4 separate regions of the Mus musculus genome follow, and regions 1, 2 and 3 are each linked to region 4. A link is a loop called in an ENCODE intact Hi-C map of the cell type or tissue named here. Cell type or tissue: left cerebral cortex. All regions are shown on one strand. Links, peaks and the distances in the headings refer to the core of each region. The heading gives the core; the rest is flanking DNA. Region 1 overlaps Shld2 (shieldin complex subunit 2). Region 2 overlaps Bmpr1a (bone morphogenetic protein receptor, type 1A). Region 3 holds the start of Sncg (synuclein, gamma). Region 4 overlaps Ldb3 (LIM domain binding 3).

Evidence for each region. A loop is a pair of places that touch in the nucleus more often than their neighbours do. Peaks named below come from ENCODE experiments on the same cell type or tissue, not always from the same donor. Only the 100,000 strongest peaks of a DNase experiment are listed, where the experiment ranks them.
Region 1: it touches region 4 in a loop (4-fold over the local background); 10 of 42 quality-filtered maps call a loop at or near these places.
Region 2: it touches region 4 in a loop (5-fold over the local background); 17 of 42 quality-filtered maps call a loop at or near these places.
Region 3: it touches region 4 in a loop (4-fold over the local background); 16 of 42 quality-filtered maps call a loop at or near these places.

The regions. Positions count from the first base shown.
Region 1 is chr14:34,270,929-34,276,187 of GRCm38, reverse strand. The region is part of intron 2 of Shld2 (shieldin complex subunit 2); the gene reads left to right. Among named protein-coding and RNA genes, the nearest start is that of Shld2, 37 kb to the left of the region's middle. In left cerebral cortex, for the core only: a CTCF peak has its summit at 2,781 (motif pointing left); no DNase peak of the experiment used is centred there.
Region 2 is chr14:34,456,221-34,461,479 of GRCm38, reverse strand. It overlaps Bmpr1a (bone morphogenetic protein receptor, type 1A), which reads left to right. Exons shown (of 13, transcript NM_009758.4): 2 at 868-981. Among named protein-coding and RNA genes, the nearest start is that of Bmpr1a, 44 kb to the left of the region's middle. In left cerebral cortex, for the core only: a CTCF peak has its summit at 2,390; DNase peaks (open chromatin) are centred at 2,390 and 3,499.
Region 3 is chr14:34,370,069-34,375,327 of GRCm38, reverse strand. It overlaps Sncg (synuclein, gamma), which reads left to right and starts at 659. Exons shown (of 5, transcript NM_011430.3): 1 at 659-868; 2 at 1,616-1,657; 3 at 1,945-2,072; 4 at 4,412-4,471; 5 at 4,763-5,054. The coding sequence starts at 748. The coding sequence ends at 4,783. In left cerebral cortex, for the core only: a CTCF peak has its summit at 2,491 (motif pointing left); a DNase peak (open chromatin) is centred at 2,495.
Region 4 is chr14:34,567,579-34,572,837 of GRCm38, reverse strand. It overlaps Ldb3 (LIM domain binding 3), which reads left to right. Exons shown (of 15, transcript NM_001039074.2): 5 at 917-1,120; 6 at 3,111-3,125. Among named protein-coding and RNA genes, the nearest start is that of Ldb3, 18 kb to the left of the region's middle. In left cerebral cortex, for the core only: a CTCF peak has its summit at 2,341 (motif pointing right); DNase peaks (open chromatin) are centred at 1,096, 2,351 and 3,293; H3K4me3 peaks cover 1,047 bases; H3K27ac peaks cover 585 bases.

The sequences.
Region 1 (5,259 bases), core at 471-4,470, 300 kb after region 4:
AGCAAGTTGTGTGAGTGTGGTTTTCTAGATTTAAGACCATAGAAGGCTCTCACAACACTGTGAGGTAGGAAATATTCTCAATTAACAAAGAATTCTCACTTGACAGATAAAAAGCTTAACATTATTATGAATATAAGAAATATATAGAAGTATAATAATAAAATGAACCAACCCCATGTAGCTGTCACCTGGCTTTAGCACTTGCTAGTTTCAGAGTAGGAGTGGTTTGAACTTATATACCTCCTGTCTTATTCCAAAACGGATGCTTTCAGTTATGGTCCCCTTACTTTTTTTTTTAATATTTATTTATTTCATTTATATGAGTACACTGTAGCTGTCTTCAGACACATCAAAAGAGGGCATCACACTCCATTACGGATGGTTGTGAGCCACCATGTGGTTGCTGGGATTTGAACTCAGGACCTCGGGGAGAGCAGTCCAGCCCCCCTCTTACATTGTTGTCCATTGATGTCATTGAGTAATCCTATAATTGCTTGAAATTTAGGGGAGTAGACACGAAAACATTCATAATGGCGATGATACTTATAATTGTGAGGTTTTCTGGTTATTCCTGGGGTAGAGAAAGTAGTTTCTTTTAACCGCACGGATTTTGTAAGAAACATTTTTCTTTTTAGTTGTAGTGTGGGCAAAGACAAAACCTGCTGATACGGTTCATCCTGTTTCATAAATCTTTGACCCATTCATCAGACTCTGCCCACTCTAAAGATAAAGGCTGTGGTGTGTTAGTCTTTCTGACTGGTGGCCTTCTGCAGATTGAGAAACTGAGTAATGATTAACTGTGGTAATGGATATGCACTTGCTGGTTTCACCTGGTATCTTAGTGAGCTTTAACCCTCTGAGGACAACCAGAACAGAGCCTAGAGTCGTTAAAACTCATCATTTATCCATGACTATTTATATGTAAGTTCTCTATGATAGGTATCTTATTACCACCTACCAGTCTTCACCACTGTCTACCCCCACTCACATACTCATCATTTCCACAACTTATACTCAGTAGCAGCACCCTTTGGTACAATTCTAAAAATTGTATTATTTGGTGTGTGTGTGTGTTTGTTTATGTGTGTGTATGTGTTCGTGTGCGCGCACATGTGTGTGTGTATGTATGTGTGTGTAGAGATAAAATGTATTCTTTGGCATATGGAGGTCAAAGGACAGCTTTCAAAAGTAGGTTCTTTCCTTCCATTGTGAGGTCCAGAGATTGAATTCAGGCCTTCATCAGGCTTGCTCAGTATGTACCTGTATGTATCTAATTGCCCTGTTATAATTTATCAGTTTTACACAGTCAAGGCCATTTTCTAACTAATTCCTAAAGAGTGGAAGTCCCACACTTAAGCTGCTTGTTGAGATAAATAAATGAAGGCATAGTGAAATGGCTGTCATAGGTAAGTAACCATGTCTTTTACATTAGTTGGATTCATTTCTGGATCTGGGGGCTGCCTCTGAAGTGTCAAGAGTGATTGTGTCACTCAGTTGAGTACCAACATCTACCCGAGTAGAAAGGAGGGGGATCTTTGAACTTTTATCTTCGATTCTTCTGTGATACTATCAAGTGTAGTAATGCTACAAATATGAATAGGTCTTAAGTTGAAGAAGGGTTACAAACTTGTAAGGCACAATTGAATATATAACGGTATGTGGGAATGAAATGAATAGGCTTGGATTCAGTTCTCTATAGTTGTGTGAAGTAACAAGACAGCCCAAGAAACAGCAGAATGGAAAAATAAAATCAGATCAGTGGAGGAGCTCATTGGGAAAGAGCAGTGTCCTGAAACTAAGGAACAGAGTGTCTCAGTGAGAGTACTATGAGTACCCATTTGGCAATTTGGACTTTGTTATTGTCTTAATAGAGATAGAAGTGAGTGTCAGATTTCAAGATACTGAGAAAATGCTAAGTGAGGACACAGAGCAGGGGAGTGTTTTACATTCTTTCTGTATATCTTGGAGATATGCGCGTGCATCTTACAGCCAGCATGGCCCTTAGGTAAGCCAACTAGGACTTTCTGGGTCCTGTATTGGGGAGTGGGGATGAATCTGGGCTCTACTTCCCTAAACATTATTCAGCAGTGTTCATCATATTTCTAAGAGCGTAGGAAAGATGCAGGTGCCAGGCAGGTCCTTGCTCATTGTGCTGCTTACACTTACACACCTCCTTTCTGCTGACACCTGCTTTGAATTCTGCAGCATTTCTCATCTCTCTTTGATGATCATCACTTTATCTTTCCCACTATACTGTAAACGCCTTCATTTCCCTTATTATTGTTGATTTTTCCATTGCTAGCATAATGCCTGACAAGTCATTTTGATTATTAAATAAATTAATACATATCTATTTTTTAAAACCCAAAATAATTTTATTTTGGTGATCTCACAGAATTAAAAATGTAGACTGTTTGAGGAAAGGGTTGATAAACAGTTACAAATGGCAATAAGGTGAGGACTGAAAATTGACGTTTGATGGATGTGTCTGTTGGAAGGTTCTCCATATTGAAGGCATTGTGGCAAAATTGTTGAAATAGGAGACAAATTTAAGTGGGCTGAAGGAAGGGGACAAAGAAGCAATGTAGAACTTTGTTTTTTCCTTTAACAGATTCTAGGCTAACGGGAAGAAACCATTAGAGAAGGATACCGCAAGGTCCAGGAGAGGAGAGTGGGTTACTTTTATGCCTTGATTTGCTATGTAAGTGTTCTCTTGCTCTCTTGATAGCATTTTGAAGGTTTTTGCAGTGCTATTTGGAGCCTCCTTGTGGTGAATCTAATAATGACATATAAATTTAAAAAAACTTAATTATTTTCATGAGGGTTAAATGAAGGTAGGCTTTGTGGTTGTGATAAGAATGCTTAGTTCTCTGGTTTCCAATGATTTATAATATGATACCTAAAATTGCTATAACTTTGTTTCTATAGTACTTTATTGCTATACATTTTAGCTATTTGAAAGTTGTAGTATATTTATTTTAAGCCCTAATACTTTTCTTAAACACATTTTAAAAAATTCATTTATATTTTTATTTGTATGTGTGTGAGTGTACGTGTATGTGTATGCACCAGAAGGTATGGGATTCCTAGGAGGATCCTATGGAGTTAGCACATGGTGAACCCGCTGATACCGGTGCAGGGAACCAAGCTTGGTTCCCCTAGAAGAGCACTATGCACTGTTAACCACTGAGCCGTCTCTCCAGGCCCTTAGCTGATAAATTTTAGTAGCTGCTATCACTGTACTCACCTTTCATAGTAAATATCAGCAATAGAATAATTGCTCTATATTCTGTTTGAAGACTGTGAAAAAAATGCCTGAATGACTGAGTAAAAAAGAACTGGCTTTATGAAAATAATACATATTAATCAGATATCATAAAAATTGAACATAGAAGTATTTAAAGCAATCCTATATAATCTAGGCCTTTTATGATCCCTTTGAGACAGAGTCTAGCTTTGTATTCCCAAGCTGGCCTCAAACTTATGAGCCTTGCTGCTTTTGATCTAAAATATTGGATTATAAATGTACGCTAGTATACCTAGGCAATCCTGATCCTTGATGCTTTGCTTTTCTGTATTTTAAATTTTAAATGCTTTTGAAGATTTTAACAAATATGCCTGTAATCATATCCAGCTCTTAAAAATGAAACTTCACCAATATAGTCGTTGCCTTATGAGTATCCTTACCACAGTCCCATTACTGCTTGCCAAGGTCAGCTTCAACCTTTGTTGTTTTACTTTGTGTGTTTATGTGTATGTGTATGAATGCACACATGTGCCTGAGTGTGTGTGTGTGTGTGTGTGTGTGTGTGTAAGTCAGAAGCCACTCTTCACATGCTGTTCTTAGGTAGCCATCCACCTTATTTTTTTTTTTTTTTTGGTTTTTCGAGACAGGGTTTCTCCGTGTAGCCCTGGCTGTCCTGGCACTCACTTTGTAGACCAGGATGGCCTCGAACTCAGAAATCCGCCTGCCTCTGCCTCCCAAGTGCTGGGATTAAAGGTGTGAGCCACCACGCCCGGCTTCCACCTTATTTTTTAAAAAGACATTTCTTGCATGCATGTGTGGATGGGGAGGGGGTGTCTTCGTGGCACCTGTGTGGAGGCCAGAGGACGACTTTGCAGTCATTTCTTTTCTTTCACCTCCACATGCTGTGTTAGTAACTTGTCTGTTGCTGTAGATAAAACACCTTGACCAAGGCAGCTTATAAAAGGAAGAGTTTATTTGGTCTTATGGTCTGGGAGAGGTGTGGCCTCAGGAATTGGAGGATCACATCTTAAACTACAAGTGCTAAGCAGCTCCTGAATGGCTATAAACTCTCAAAGCACTTCTTCCAGCAAGGTTTCATTGCCCCAAATAGCACCATGGACTGGGGACAGGAGCTCAAAACTGTAGCCTTTGGGGGACATTTCTCATTTACACTACCACACATTGGTTCAAGGATCAAGCTCAAGATGCCAGCTGCTGAGGCATCTCTCTAGCCCATGGGTGCCAGGGACTCAGCTCAGGCCCTCATACTCTGCCTCCTAGGTGCTGGGATTAAAGGTTTATGGATTCTTATTGTTAAATTTTCCACTAAGATTTATGTGTTTAGAAGATGCATCTATATTAACATGGATTTCTTCTTTGTATGTTTTTGTTGCAAATCCATTTTCTTCATGGACTGTTTTTGTATTTCTAGTGTATGCTTGGAAAGTCTGCTGTTGTCACTCCTGAAATTCTCTGCTTTAGTAGTGTTATGACAGTTACTCTTCAAAGTAGATGTGTTACATGAATGCTGGGACTCCAGGGGATGTACCAGAAATGGTGGAGGCTAGGCTAGCCTAGACAGTGACTTCCGGAACAACTTGGGCTGCAGGCTAAGACTCTGTCTTAAGATCAGTCAGTCCATCAGTCCATAAGACACCCAGACTCAGGATTTTCTCCTCCTCCTCCTCCTTTTTTTTTTTTTTAAGGTTTATTTTATTTATTATATGTAAGTACACTGTAGCTGTTTTTAGACAAGGGAATCAGGTCTTGTTACAGATGGTTGTGAGCCACCATGTGGTTGCTGGGATTTGAACTCAGGACCTCTGGAAGAGTAGTCAGTGCTCTTAACCACTGAGCCATCTCTCCAGCCCGACTCATGATTTTCTTATTCCTCCCTGCCTCATTCATTTATTCATTAATTCATCCATCCATCCATTCATTCATTTTCTCCCCCTCCCATTCCCTTTCCCTTTCCTTCCCTCCCTCCCACCTTCCTCCCTTCCCCCCCAACC
Region 2 (5,259 bases), core at 367-4,366, 110 kb after region 4:
GAACCAAGAAGGCTCCTAAGTGCAGACAGTGTTACTAATAGCTGTCAGGGTCTGCTCATTTCTTGGACAATGAAAGATTTCTCTGTGGCAGCCCATCTGCTGAGTGGACTCTTTAAAGACGGTTGCTGTCTTCTATGTTGGACTGGTCTTGAGTTGCCCCAGGTGATGTGAATTTAGTTACTATTGCCAAGACTGTCAGACCTCAGCATACTGTCATTGAATGGTCTGAAGACAAAAGGATTGACCTTGTGATAGGATATAGTTATATTCATATTGCTTTTGAAAATTTCTTTCTGTATGAAACATAGTATTTTTCCTCTTTGAAGTTTTAATTAAAAAAAGTCAATGAAATTGTTTTAAATTTTTACGCTAGGCAGGAGGAGGATGATGAGCTCCTGGAGTCCATAGTGTAAGTGAGCATGTATATTTTTAAATAAATTAAAAATTGTTATTGTTTGCCATCTTGCATTTTTGTAAATGTCCCTTGAAGCAGTAGGGTCTTTAAGGACAGTGTTAGTGTGTATGGACCCCCTCCATATTAAACAAATAAAAATTTTTAGGCAGTCTACAAGAAAGGGAAAAGTGAGATTGCAAGAAAATTGTTTCATGTTCTTTTAGTTGATTTGTTTTAAATTGGTATTGTTCATTAAAACCTAAGTTTAACATAAACATTTGTACCTAATTGCCTCGAAGATTGCACTGTGTCATTTCCCTAAGTACTGTATCTTCTTTTGGCCAGTAATTGTTCATTGACTTTACTTTGAAAATAAATAATTTTACCTATGAAAAATTTTTAGTGCTCTTTTACACATTTTATTCTGACATTAAAAGCTTTTTCTTAAATAAGTCTTTTTTTTTTTAAAGCAGATTTATGAAAATATGCATCGCTTTGATACTGTCTTGGAATTCATGAGATGGAAGCATAGGTCAAAGCTGTTCGGAGAAATTGGAACTACAGTTTTATCTAGCCACATCTCTGAGGTAAGGAAAAGATTAAAGAAAATGAAGTTGTCATGTCCGCTCTCGACCAACAAGAATGACACGACCACCAGTTCTTCTAACAGCAGTTTATTCAGCAAGCTTCAGTCTTCATCTCTCTCACTTCATCTTTTTCTCCCCCGAACCCCGGGCCTCTCACTCTTAAATACTCTCAGCCCCCATCCACTCACGGCAGGCCATGTCACCTCACCAGGCACGCAGCTTCAGCCAATCAGGGCGGCAGGGGCATGTCTTCACCAAATATGGACTTGTTTACACCGCCAGCATCATGGTGCACCTGCGCAGCTCTCACGATGGTCGTGGCTTATTTTCAGGTGTATGAGGAAGTCAGGTGCAAGTCTTGAGACTTAGCTGCAGTCCCGGTGCCATCTTGGGGCTGCTGCCACACCCGCTCCTCACATGAAGTCATAAAAAATGCTTTCTTTATCACTGAAGGCAGACTGTGTGTACTTGTGTATTTTGTGCACTGTGTGTATTGTGTGTACTGCTTCCACAAAATCTTCACTTGTGGTCCTTTAGTGTCCTTGTAACACCAGAGCTTTGTGTTAACTATTCAGCTTCTCGAATCACCTTCCTTACAAATTAATAATTTTAATATATTTTCGTGTTACAAATAGGTGGTAGCCTATTAAGAACTGCCTTGAGATCCAGTTTTGTCTGTGTTAGTCAGCTTCCCTTAGTGTCATGAGACATCTGTGGTAATTAACTTATAAAGAGGAAAGATTTATTTTGGCTTAGAGTTCTGAGTGGCCTTGTTGCTTTGGACCTCTAGCAATGCAGCACATCATGGCAGGAGTCCGAGGCACAGCAGATCACTAACCTCCCAAGCACCCAGTTCCAGAGGAAGGCTGGCTCCATTGTCCTTTGCAGAAGCATACCCTCACTGACCTGATGGCTTCCTACAAGACTGCACTGTCTCACAGTTGTGCTACCCTGCAACCCAGGCCTTACTCCTGTACCGGCAGGGGATATTCAGCTAAACCACAGTAGTTAACAGTGTTTTGATAGTCTTCAGTGACATATTCTTTAGTGATAACTTTGTCCTTCATTTGGATGACTTGTGCACTACCTTATAGTTGTAACTGTTAATAAGGTAATTTCTAATCTAGGTGATTCAGAAACTATTTCTTTCATTTTAAAGGGATTACACAAGAGACACAAAACTGTAAGCAACATACGTGAAAGTCTTTCACGACCAACTCCATTGTTCTTCTCCCTAAGTTCCCTTTCACCTGTCTAGTGTCCCGTCTTTTGTAGTCAATTTATTGGTCTGTTTATGTATCTTGAGTTAATTTTAATATCTACCTGTATGTGTTCCTACAGAAGATAGAACATGGTGTTGGATTCCCTGGAAATGGAATTACAAGTGATTGTGAGCCACCTAGTGAGTGTATTGGGAACTGAACTCAGGTCCTCTGGAAGAATAGCAAGCTTGCTATTCTCTCATAACCACTGAGCCATCCCTTCAGTCTGACTTCTTGATTTTCAAATTTATTCTTATAAAAGTATGCATAATGAGAATACCTACTTACAAAGCATGAGGATAAAGTGAAGGATGTAGAAAAATTCTTTTATTAAACTGATTTATTTATTTGTATGGGACTGATACCTGCCATGGTACATATGTGGTCAGAGGATATCTTGTACCAGGCAGTTTTCTCCCTCCACCATGTTTGTTCTAGGGATTGTACTCAGGTTATCAGGCTTGACAGCAAGTGCCTTTATCTACCAAGCAATATCACTGACCCAGGAGAGCTTCCTTTAGTGGGGGCTTTCCTATGGTACTAGGAGCAGTGCTAGGCATTGAATCCAGGCCTTTGTGCCTGCTAAGCAATTACCGTATCACTGAGCTACATTCCCAGCAGTTGGAACTCTTAAATGTTGACACTAATGTTGATTTTATTATTATTGAATATTACTAATTACAATTACTGCTAGGACTTCGTTTTTTTATTTTTATTTTTTAGATTAGAGTAGACTTTATTAAGGGCATGGGGAGGGAAGTTAGGAGGGTAGTAGAGGCAGAGAAATGCGGAGAGAGAGGGAGAGTAGAGGAGTAGAGGCTGGCTGTGAGTTTGGAGAGATGGGGGAAAGGAATGGGGAATGGGCGAGGGGACAGAGCAGGAACAAGAAGGGAAGAGCAAGAGAAGAACGAGAGGACTCTTCATTCTTAATATTATTTACTCGTGACATTATTTTTACATGGTACAACTTTGTGTGTGTATGTGTATGTTTCATGTCTTTTCAAAGTACTCCTTTGCTTTTATAGATGAATGCCATTTTTCTGATTATATATTTAATAAATTTTAATATGCTGACTTCCTTTGATAACCATTCTTGTTTTCTCATATTTTCATGTATATGTGCATATGTCTGTGTGTGTGTGTGTATACTTTTAACATCTTTAACATCTTTGTTAGTCATTCATTGCTTTGCCCATGTGTCTCACAAAAAGGGAGGAGGGGTTTATTTATAGTCATGGTGTCAGAGATTTCAGTTCATAGTCCTTGGCTATGATGAGGCAACACATGATGGTGTGGGAGTGTGTGGTGGAAGAGATTCTTTTGATGGATAGGAACAGAGAATGAAGAAGGGTCTGAGGCCTAAGTATGACCTTCACTCCACCTTTACACCTAGAACCTCCTCCCATAGTACAGCCCAGGTATGCTTGGATAGACCAGCTTGTGGTGAACACCTCATATTCAAACTATAACTTCTATCATCCCTAGGATCTTGAAATAAGTATACATATTTGTTCATTCATTTAGCCTGTTTAGAGCTTCTTATTTGTGGGCAGTTTTGTTTTGTTTTTGACAGGCTCTCGACTATGATGCCCTGGCTAGCCTGTTACTTGCAGTGACCTCTGTGTCCTGAGTATGTGCCACCAACACCTGGCTTTTTATTTGTTCTTAAAAGCTTACAGTTGAGTAGAGCAGTACACATTTGTGATCCCAGCAATTGGGAGGTAGGGAGGAGGTTCAAAAGTTAAGGCCAGCCTCAACTGTAGCCAATTTAAGGTGAACCTAGATTATATAAGACCCTCATTATTATTTTTTAAGGCTTCATCTGTCCATGGCTCTTGATGAATTTCCCGTCTCTAGCATCAGCTTCTCTAGTTGCACATCTAGAGGTTGCTAACTGTGTCCTCTCAGCATAGTAGTTCCCTCCATTCTTTGTTTCCATCTTCTGTCAGCCTGCTCAGTCTGTTTTTTAATGTGTTACAGTAACACTTCAGATTCTCTCCTTCACCCTCCCCCTTTATCTTCACAGTATTTCAGTAATGATCTTTGTAAGCCATGGCAAACTCGTTTGCTTAAAAGCTTGGAGTGATTTCTTACTGTCTGTTGAGTAAATATCAGGCTTCTTTAGCATGTGAGAAACTTTATGCATTAATTCCTACCTATTCTTATTCTTACCCCCTTGTATGTAAGAAAATCATAATTGCTACTATGGTGGTTTGTAGTTTGATGGTCTTACCCTGTTATGCTTTTGTTTCTGATTCATAGCTTGCAATTCTGTTTATTCTGTCTTTTTATTCAAGCATTATATCATTCCATTATCTGTCATCAGTGTTTTAAAGACATCTCATACTAGCTCCTAGATTTCATTTTACTTCATGTTTTGGGCTTTGAAGTCCAGCTCCTGTGCTTTGTTGTTAAACATTAGAATTTTGATGATCTACTAGCATTTTCTCTACCTTGTATCCACTTTTACACCTACTTGTCAATGTTGCCATTAAATCAAACAGTAATAGTAGCCGTATTTTTTATTTGCTACTATCCACAGTTTTGTAGCCATATATTCTTGGTGGATTTCTTTTTGAACAGCTTATGGACATTATCATGAAAGTTATTTTGAAGCCAGGTGTCCTGGCACACTTTAATCCCAGCACTCTAGAGGCAGAGGTAGGCAGATATCTGTGATTTCAAGGCCAGTCTGATCTGTATAGTGAGATCCAGGCCAATGAGGGCAATAGTGAGACTGTCTCACAGCTATCACAAGAAAGAGAGGGAAGAAGACATAGGACGTGGTCTTCAGTAGGTCTGTGGCACAGTATGAGAGGCTGCATTTCTGAGATGGTCGCACTAGCTTTGACTAGCAAGGTGGCTAATACAAAGTTTACTTATACCCATTGTAGCCTTCCTAACCTTTAATTAATTTAGATCACAACTTTCCTTTTGAAGGCTGTGGTTTTTAAAATATGTACCCATGTAGTGACAATTTTGAGTTTTGGTTTCTTTGAAAAACACATAAATATGG
Region 3 (5,259 bases), core at 778-4,777, 200 kb after region 4:
TATTTCTCCAGGACTCTGTCGTGGGCCTGGAGGAGATCTGGTGCCACCCATACTGTTGGCCAGGAAGTGGGGAACGGGCACATCACACCTGCTCGGCACCTTGGGCTATGGGAACTAGCAGGTGGGTGGGAACTCAGAGAAGGAAAGGGACTATGCTAGAATCACACAGCGGGCAGCCCAGTCTAGGGCATGGGGAGCAGCTTTGGGTGTTTCTGGCCTCAGCCTTCCAACAGGTTTGGCTAGAGCTCCAGGCTCAAGAGCATCCAGGATACAGTGGGGAACTGGATAACAGGGCAGCCTGCAGGTTGGCCATTCATTGGATTGGCCCTGACCCCGGCCCAGCCTGGGACACTGAGGCATCATCAGTCAAGGCACTTTTCTTCTGCATATAAGAGCCAGGGCACGAGACCACCAGGGCTTTCCAAGGATGAATGAGGTGTAATGATAGATTAGGATATGTCCAGCCTCCAACACGCTCTCCCTCCCCCAGGGCCAACAAGAGTCAGCAGGGCAGAATAGAGCCAGTAGGGGCCCGGGCCCTGCTCGCTGGTATCCCCGTGAGGCATGCCTTCTCTCTGGCCCGCCCTCCCTGCCCCCACCCTGGCCCGGGCTGGCTGGGCTCCAGCCAGCAGCCACAGCATCAATATTTCATCTGCGTCAATAAGAGGCAGTAGCAGCAGAGACAGCGGCTGCGGCAGCACTCCAGTCCATAGCTTGCAGCAGCCAGGTTCCATCCTTGCAAACACCATGGACGTCTTCAAGAAAGGCTTCTCCATTGCCAAGGAAGGTGTTGTGGGTGCTGTAGAAAAGACCAAGCAGGGAGTAACGGAGGCAGCTGAGAAGACCAAGGAGGGGGTTATGTATGTGGGTGAGTGTGGTAGGTGGGGCGGGGCGGGGCGGGGCAGGGTGGAGGGGTCCCTAATGGAGGGCAGATGCCTCCCTCTGCAGATTCCCCCAGCTTCTAGAAAGCGTTTTGAGATGAAATTCTGATTGTTGAGGCAGGGTCGCACACCCTGGAGAATATGGTAGTATCTAATTGTCTTTGATACTCTGGGGGAAGGGACTCTGAGTGGGACAGGACCGGAGTGCCACACCTACGTGTGGGCACTCAAAAGCATGCACACACATGCCTGGAGTCTCCTAACCTGGAGACCCTGAGGTAATGATCTGCTCAGGTGGACCCCGCTTTCTCCAATGGGAGTTGCTGCATCTGAGCCAGGCCACTCCTGGCTTAGAGGGGAAGGGTAGTCTGTGAAAATGGGTCCCATTTAGTGTTCAACCCACCCCCAGCATTCTGGGCTCTTTCTAAAGAGGGGACAGGGGTGGCTAATCCTGTGACTCAGCTTTCTCTGCCCTGTTCAGCTGCTGCTTCTGAGGCCGGGGCCACGCCCATGCAAGGGCCATAGCCCTACCAGTAACAGTACCTCAGGCCTGGTCTATTTTGTCCCCTCTTCCTGTCCTGTCTCCTTCCCGTCTGTCCTCTGTCCTTCAGACACAGCAGGAAATGGCCTTTTGAAGGGGCTACTGTCCCCAGACGCCATCCTCATCCCCTCCTGGCCCCCACATTGTGTCCAGCTGTTTGCCCTGACCGCTTGTACACCTCTTCCTCCAATAGGCACCAAAACCAAGGAGAACGTGGTACAAAGTGTCACCTCAGGTAAGATGACCCAGAACTGGGGACCCCACAAATCCTGCCCTATATCCAGGGTCCATACCTGAAGTCCTCTTTGTACCAACTGGAGCCCTAAGCCCTTGGTGACCCAAACCACTACATGCCCTGAAGATAGACCATCACATTGTTCTGCCCTAGAGTCAGACAAAGGGATCGAAGTAACTAGAAGTCAGGCATCAGGCATCTGGGCTCTGGGAAGGGGTTGCTCTCCTCAGCTTGGGTAGGCAGCAGTGGAGGGGGCCAGGGCTGAGTCCAACCAGAATCCTCTGCAGTGGCTGAGAAGACCAAGGAGCAGGCCAATGCCGTGAGTGAAGCTGTGGTCAGCAGCGTCAACACAGTGGCCAACAAGACCGTGGAGGAGGCTGAAAACATCGTGGTCACCACCGGGGTGGTGCGCAAGGTAAGCCTGGTTCATGTCCTTTTTCTAGGCTCCCCAGCAATAGGAGGCAATTCTGCCCTCGTGAACACACGGGTAAATAGCACTAGACACTGCTTAACTTTACAGACAGTACCCACTGTGTGCTGGGGCGACTTGGTATCTCTGTACCTGTTCATATCAGGAATCCCCATCACACTCCAAGAGTGGGGACTTGGGATTCATTTTATGCACAAGGAAAGCGACATGCAGACCATGGCCAGCCCCATCCCCTTGGCATGCAGGAAATACATATCACAAGGGCAGTGTATGGTGACAGGCTAAAGCTGAAAGCCACCACCAGAGCTACCTTTTATCTTTTATCCAACCCTCCCTCATCCCAGGGTCTAGCTTCCACCTCCCAAGGAAGCAGTAATGGCAACACTGCCCACTTGTGGTGGGCAAGTGGCAGGGCTCCGACTCCACCCTCTGCTGAGGTCTTTGTGTGAACATGTGGGTTGTATGTGCATTATTGGTAGGGTAGAGATGTGTGTGAACGCATATGCGTGGAATGCATGTGTGAATGGATGCGCATGTGTATGTACGCATGTGGCAGGCAGTGGATAAAACAGGGGCATCAGGCTCTCTGGGGATAGATGCCAGAAGTAGGAGCTGTCTCCGCACTTGCCAAAGAGTAAGCTCTGCTTTAAGTCTTTTACACTTACTAACCTATTTAATGGGGCCCCAAATTCCACCAAACCAGATATGGAAGGAAGGGCCTAGAGAGATTAGGTGATATGATGCACCACGGTCACATGGCTGGTCTCTGCCAGCACGTAGGTTCCGTGAGTGGCCAGTTTCTGAGCTACACCCTTGAAAGACTGAGTATGGACTGTGCATGAATGGGGATTCCAGAATGGAGGTTGGGAAGGAAGCTAATTCCAAAGACCTGTTATGGTCAGCCACACACACTACAGCAGGCAACCCCAATGGTGCAGCCCTAGGCTTCCCACACAGCCAATGCCACAGAAGACTACTGTAAGGAGCAGGAGAAAGGGGAGGGGTCACTCACCCCAAACACCTGCTTCCAGGGCCAGCACAGGGTCTCCTGTCACTGGAGTGTGTAGGTGCACCTCTGCAGGCTGTGTGACTTTGAGAAGATCCTCTCTGGATTATACCCATTTCCTCATCTGAAATGCTACACCTTAGGGCTTTGGGAGGAGGCAGAGAAGTGATACTAGGATGCAATTCTGCCAGGCACATGGTTAGTGCCTGTGATGGTCTGTTTATGCTTGGCCCAAGGAGCTGCACTATTAGGGGGTGTGGCCTTGTTGGAGTGGGTGTGGCCTTGTTGGAGTGGGTGTGGCCTTGTAGGCCTGGGCTTTAAGACCTTTGCCCTAGCTGCCTGGAAGCCTTCTCCTAGCGTGGCCTTCAAATGAAGACGTAGAACTCTCAGTTCCTCCTGCTCCATGCCTGCCTGGATGCTGCCATGCTCCCACCTTGATGCTAATGGATTGAACCTTTGAACCATTAAGCCAGCCCCAATTAAATGCTGTCCTTATAAGAAGTGCCTTGGTCATGGTGTCTGTTCACAGCAGTAAAACCCTAATTAAGACAGCACCTGTCATCATCATTACCACTGTTCCCAGCACAGCAGTCATCCCAGGAAGCTTACTCCCAAGCCACTGGCAAGAAGGATCCTGGGAGCAAGTTCAGGCTACCCTTGCTAACCTAGAAGATGCTACTGAGCCCTTGGGGCTTTGCCATTTTCTGTTGACCCATGAACTAGTTGTGACATCATACCCTAACCCCAAGTTAACACAGATACGTTCTGAGAACAGACTCTAGACTGACCATCAGTCTAGTTCCAAACCCACTGCCGTCATGACCGTGAAGGAAATGCTGTGGAGATGGAAGACAGGCCTGAGCCAAGAGTCCATCCGGAAGGCCGGAAGAGTGACCCACACTCCTGAGTACCTGAGAGGGACCTGAAGCCCTGATACTTTGAACTCTGAAGCCATGCAATAGTATCTAGGCCCTGACCCCTATCCTCAGGATCTCTGTGAACAGTGATGGCATTCGATGCTCATACAGCCTGAGGGAGGGGTTTGTGTGACTCAAGGGTCTCTCCTTACTGCACACACTCCAGGCTTCCTCGCTTAAGGAGCCTAAGTCTGTAGGGGCCAGGTGCCCATGACTTGGGATGTGCTTGCAGGAGATGATGCCTGGCTTGGAGGGTATCTGGCACCTCCAGACCCTCTAAGCACAGAAACATGATGGAAGGCCTCTGTTCATCTGTGAGACCTGACAGGGGAGACCCTGCTATGGCAACTGAGGGCCCGTGTCTCTTCCCATAGCCTTGTGTCTCCTTTGCTCCCCTGTAGGAGGACTTGGAACCCCCTGCACAGGACCAAGAAGCCAAAGAGCAAGAGGAGAATGAAGAGGTAAGAGGGGTTCCCAGGGTGCACCAGAAAGTTCTGCCATAGAGACCTGAGCCAGAGAGGCCCTGCTTTCATTTCTTGGTCCTGGGAGACCTTCCACAGCTTCCCACAGTGCCGTGGGTAGGGCAGTCAGGGACCCGAGTGCCTGACCGCTCCATGAGTGACCATTTCCAGGTGGTCAAGGAGAATTGTGGGCCTGGAAATGGGTGCAAGTCTCTTTCCCTCCCTCCTTCCTTCCCTTCCTCCCTCCCTCCTGCCCTCCCCCTCTTCTTCCTGCCCTCTCTTCTCTGCCAGGCCAAGAGTGGAGAAGACTAGAAGGCTGCCAGCCAACCACAGAGGCTCAAGGGACACCCCTCTGCCTTGGACCCTGTCTCAACCTGGCACACTGAATGCCCTGCCTAGAGTGCCCTGCAGGTTGCCCAAGTTCTCTGTCCCTAGCCCAGTGCCACAAGTCCACACACGCTACTGCCAGCGCCAGCACCCCCTGCTGGCTCCTTTTACCCTATGGTCCTCTGATCACCAATCAGATGCTGCTGTGATTTCTTTTTTTTTAATGATTCCAAATAAAACCTGAGCCCCACTCCCACCAGTGCTTCTTCTTTGTGCTATGCCGACCCTCATGAAGCCCTCTGGACATTCCCAGGGGAAAGACATCAAGGCTCAGCATCTGATGGGACCAGGTACACGTGAAGAGTTCTGGAACCTGTGCCTTCAGGAGCCCTGCTGTCTTTAGCAGCAGTGTATCATCCTTTCTCTTGGCTCCCCCTAAATAACAGGCTGCTGATACTGTC
Region 4 (5,259 bases), core at 764-4,763:
GGGTGTTTGCTGGAGTTTGGAGGGGAGCCGTTGCGAGGGATGGGTATCTACGTCATGGTCTCAATCTTGCTCCCCATTTCCTGCTGCAGCAGCTTAAGGCTTTAGGCTTTTAATTCAGGTGTGTGGGATGCTGCGCTGTCACTGACCTGTGTGGCCTGAAGACCTCTCTGTCCCAGTGGGATCCCTGAGAAGGAACGCACTTCATTTTTATCTCTGCTTGGGCATGTACCTATCTGTTGAAGGCAAGAGCCCTGGATGGGTAGAGACTAACAGGCTACAGCATGCTGGACTGGAGGGGCCTGGGCAGCTTGAGCCATCTTCCAAGGAAGAAGCATGTGTGTAGAAAGATGTGGAAGAACAGAGTCCCAGTCCACAGCAGAGCGACTGGCAGGATAAGCCCCTCCGTGGAGGACCTCTGCTCCGAGTCTCCGAGTCTCTGAGTGTGCCCAATGTGACTGCTTTTCGCCTCTGGAACGTTCTGGACTCTGCTTGTACTTGCTGCCTCTCTTCTGTCATGTGGCCCGGCTTTTGACCCCTTCCCAATCCCAACCCCCCCAAACCCTCTTGTGTCTGCTTCTCCATCGTGCTGTGTGTGATGGGAGTGTGCACCATGCCTGGTGGCCCTGCTGACCCCAGGAAGGAGTCTTGGCTGAAGTGGAGCCTCAGAGGGGAGCTGGGAGAGATGATTCAGGTGGACATGAAAGATGGCTCTTCTGCCAGGGTCTTGGGGGTGCCAAGAATCTTCCTGGCCACACCCAGGCAACCCACATGGGTAACTTACTTGGGCCAAGACCTCAACTTTGGGAGATCTCTCTCCACACCCACTTGCACCCTGGCCTCGACTTCCCATGTAACTGTCACCTACTGTCCTCTCTCCCCTCTTCCCCTTCCCCCTTTTCCTGCCTACCCTCCTCAGTGCTGACTACCAGGAACGCTTCAACCCCAGCGTCCTGAAGGACTCAGCCCTGTCCACCCACAAGCCCATTGAAGTGAAGGGCTTGGGAGGCAAGGCCACTATCATCCACGCTCAGTACAACACCCCGATCAGCATGTACTCACAGGATGCTATCATGGACGCCATCGCGGGGCAGGCCCAGGCCCAGGGCAGTGACTTCAGTGGGTAAGCGCCTTCCCACTCCACATGCCGGAACCCGGAGGCTGCCAGGCACTCACGGAACCAGCTTTCTTCATTCACCTTGAGTCACCCGCCTGGGTTCAGGCCACTGGAGGGGGTGGTCCAGCCTTTACCAGGGACTTCCGGAATGTGTTGCCCTCTCTCTTCAGAGTCTAGCTGAACTCTCCTCAGAGTTCAGTTGTAGGAGAACTGGCAAAAAATGCAGAATGTCGTATTTCCTTAAAGGGATTGTAAGTCTGCGTTCCCAAGCTTCAGTGAGAGGGGCTGGTTAGAGGCTTCCGTGGTGCTTTTAAGGAGCACGGGGAGCGCCGTGGACCCCTCATTGCTATAAAGCCATACTTGGGGGGAATTGCTTTATTCTTCCAGTGAGGAGCACCGATCCAGGCACTTGATAGCCTTTTTTTTTTTTAATTATTATTGGAAGAGGCCTGAGGCCAATAACCACCCAAGGTGCTATTGGCAGTCAACCTCATGATGGGATGATGGGCACTTCTCTTCTCCACTTTTACCCAGGAGGCCTTGCTTCGGGGCAGTAGGATTTAAAATGCCCTTGGTTCCTGGGATTGGTCTACTAGCTTGGTGGAGGACCGTTGAGGGTGGCCTGAGGACACTCGGTAGAAACTCAGATGAGAAGGGTACAGCATTAACAGGGCCACTCTCTGCTCCCATCTTCTCCTCAGCCCCACTTCTGTCTCCATCTTTGCCTCTTTCTTTCTTTGTGTGTGTGTGTCTCTCTCACCTCCATTCTCTATCTCTGTCTCTTTTCTATCGTTGTGTCTTGTTTTTATCTGTCTCTGTCATCTGTTTTCGTTCATAAACACACAAACGCGCGCGCGCACACACACACACACACACACACACACACACACACAGAGCACAGAGGTGGGAGAGGGCAGGCTGTTCTGCTTGGGAATATCAAAGTGTAGAGCTTACCTCTCTAGGCAACATGTTATCCCCGGATGATCAGAAATTCCCAACAATTCAGGAGAGAAAGACTAAGGGTACACTAAACTTTTTTTCTGAAACTATAAAATCAAATACTATAGGAGGGACATAAGAAGATTCCAGGAAGTTCCTACAGGATAAGGTCAAAAGCCCTTGTGGTCGTGGTGTATATGCAGAGGCCAGAGGCTAGGCATATCCTGAGAGAGACCTGTTCTTCAGGAGAGCCTGACCGGGTCTCGGAAAGGCACTACTTTTCATCGACCACCAGGGGGCGGAAGTTGTCTATTTTGCAGCCACTAACCTGGAACCTGTTCATTACTGCAGCCCTTTGCAGACATCTGGGCTGTGCTTACTTACTTAAATCACTCATTCAAAGAAAAAAAGAAAAGAAAAAAGAAAAAAATGACCGTGCAATTGTTAAGAACAACCATTAGTTCATATATACCCCAAAAAAACATGTCTGCCTGACTCAGCCCAAAAGCCAACAGGGATTTCCGGCTAACATTTGTCGCATGGTCTTTGGTGTGCCCTTAAAAATAGTCGTCGTCTCCAAAGGAAAGTCAAATGGAAAATAATGGACGGATTGCTCATCACACTGTATTTTCTATACACTGGGAAAACTTCTATTATTGAATTCTACTATCAGGGCAAGGCGCCTGTGATTTGGAGAGTATGGTGCTCTGTTGATTAATCTAGCTGTCTCCCACCCGTCCCCTTCCCTTCCGTGCCTCTCATTGCTAGCGTGCCTGGAAAGGATCAACCTTTCCCCTTCCTTTTAACTCAAGCACGCTGAGCTGATGCCGCTATGGCGCAGTGAGGAAGCCTCCTGGCCATAACGTGTTCCGTTTCTGCTGTTATTTCCACGGTTCCTTCCTCACTGACAGTTTTTTTTTTCTCTCTCTCTTCCTCCTTCACCCATCCCACCCCCCTAACTCATTTCTGGTCCTAACCCCGCTCTCTTGTGTGCGCTGCCCCTCTGCTACCCCATGATGGACGCGCACTCACGGCTGGGTTTCCTTCCGCTTGGCAGGGCGTCTCCGCTGGCGTAAGTAGACCTGCAGCATCCGTCCGTCCGTCCGTCTTGTCATCTGTCTCATTGCAGGATGGTGTGCGGGTTTGGTGGGATGTGTCTGAGGACAAGTGGTCAGTTTGTGCGCTCTGTCCACCTTTTTTCCTCACACCCACCTCTCAGCCACATGACATCCTCTCCAGCCCACGCAGACAGATGCTTGTTTTCTGGAGTCCACCCATGCCAATGTGGCTATGGGTCATGGCACTCACGGTGCGCCCACCCCAGGCTGAGGCTTCATTCCTGCCTTTTCCTTGCCATGCTTTGGTGAGGTTTTCCCAGTCTTTCCTAGCTTCGCTGGAACGTGGCACACAAGGGGTTACAAGGCACACTGGGCTATTCATTTAGTGCTAGAGAGTAAGAGGAGCCTCTAGGAAGTCAGTCTCTAGAACCCTCAAAAACCAAACCAAACCAAACCAAACCAAAACAGATCTGGTTGTGCCCAAAGACCTTAGGAATCCTTACAGTCTTTCCTAAGGTCTTCCAGCTTTCTGCAGGAAGAACAAGAACCCAGTCTTTCCTTTGTTTCTCTCTCAGCTATGAGCTTCTCCCTGGATGGACCCCAGAGGTATCTGCAGGACCCATAATCGATCTCACTCACAATCTTAAAATACCTAGCTCTCAAGGCTAAAGACTTCAGGAAAGTGGGGGCAGGAGCAGGGGCAGGGGCAGGGGCAGGGGCAGGACCTCCACCCCTTCTCCTTCGCTGCCCTCATAGCTCAACCTGAGCCAGGCCTAAGGAACCAAACCTGGGAGACTAGACCATTTCTTTCCAGCTCCCTGACTTGTGTACTAGGATGATCCTGTCCTGGCTAGACAGTCCCCACAGAGGACAGGGCAGACGGAGCCAGGCAGGACGGTACAAGATAGGGCATGCCTCAGCTGGGCTGGGTCTTCATGTGGTCAGAGCATCTGAGCTAGGTAGTCCCTGGTAGGCAGGTGTGGCTTTGAGCTTCCTGACTATAGAACACTTGACAGAAAGGACACTGGGCAAACCAGGTATGGAAGTATACAGTCTCAGTACTCGGGGGACTGGGGCAAAGAAGGCTACATATCAAGACTCTGAATAACAACAACAATAATGAAGCAAAACTAATAATAACAAAAGGAAAAGGAACACTGGGCTGGGAACTGGGTCACCTAAGTTGTCATTCAATGGTGTTCCTGTTTATTGTAGCCTGGAGCTACTCAGTTGGGCTCTCTGGACCTCAGTTTCAACATTTCTAAGAGGAAAGGCTGGCAGGCAGGTTTATTGCCATAGGCTTGTTCTGAGCGCTCCCTGACATCTGAGAGGGGTTTTCTGGGCAACACAGATTCACAGTCTGACCTATGAAACTTGAGTCAGGTAGAAATTCCAGCACCTGAGGAGCTCTGGGATCCCTGCTGGCTTTGATCTGGAGTTGAAAAAAAAAATTATTCAGCTAAGTCTTTTGAGCACCTACTATGCAAGTCAGACCCTGGGAGCTTAAGGGGATATTAGCAGATTCCCCACATAAGACTATGCTGCTTTGGGGCACAGACCATGCCTGTAACTTCATTCTCCAACTATAACCCCTGCAGATCATGCCCAGGGCCCAACACAATTTCCTGCTTTGTTTCTCATAACTCTTTCTAGCCAGGCTGATCTCCCGCAGCTGAGCCAGAAACCCCAGGCATCTTCCAGCAGCAAGCCATTGGCAGCTCCCTGTCTGGATCTGTGGGTGTGGGGAGGCCTCTGGATGGTTCCTGAGCGAGCCTCCAGGTCCCTCAGGCAGGCTGTTCTCACCCTGCCCCTCGCAGAGCTGGCTCGGGGAAGTCAAAATCACTTCAAGAAGACCTACCTCCTCCTTTCCTATAGGGACTCCAGCCTGTGGGGTGGGAATTCAGGTTCCAGGATTAGCACTGGAGTAGGGCCAACAGGAAGGCTAGAAGCCCATGGGCAAGAAGCTGCTTTCCCACTGGGCCTCCCCTGACCTCTGAGCCCCTGAGCACCGAACCCCCAGGCTTCTCAGCTCTTCTGATAGCAGTGATGAAAACAGGGGGTACAGATGCGGGGGGAGGGATGCAGTGGGGGAACAGAGTGGGGGTGGCAGGGTCTGAGTTCCGGACTGGTCTCTGCTCACACCCCTTC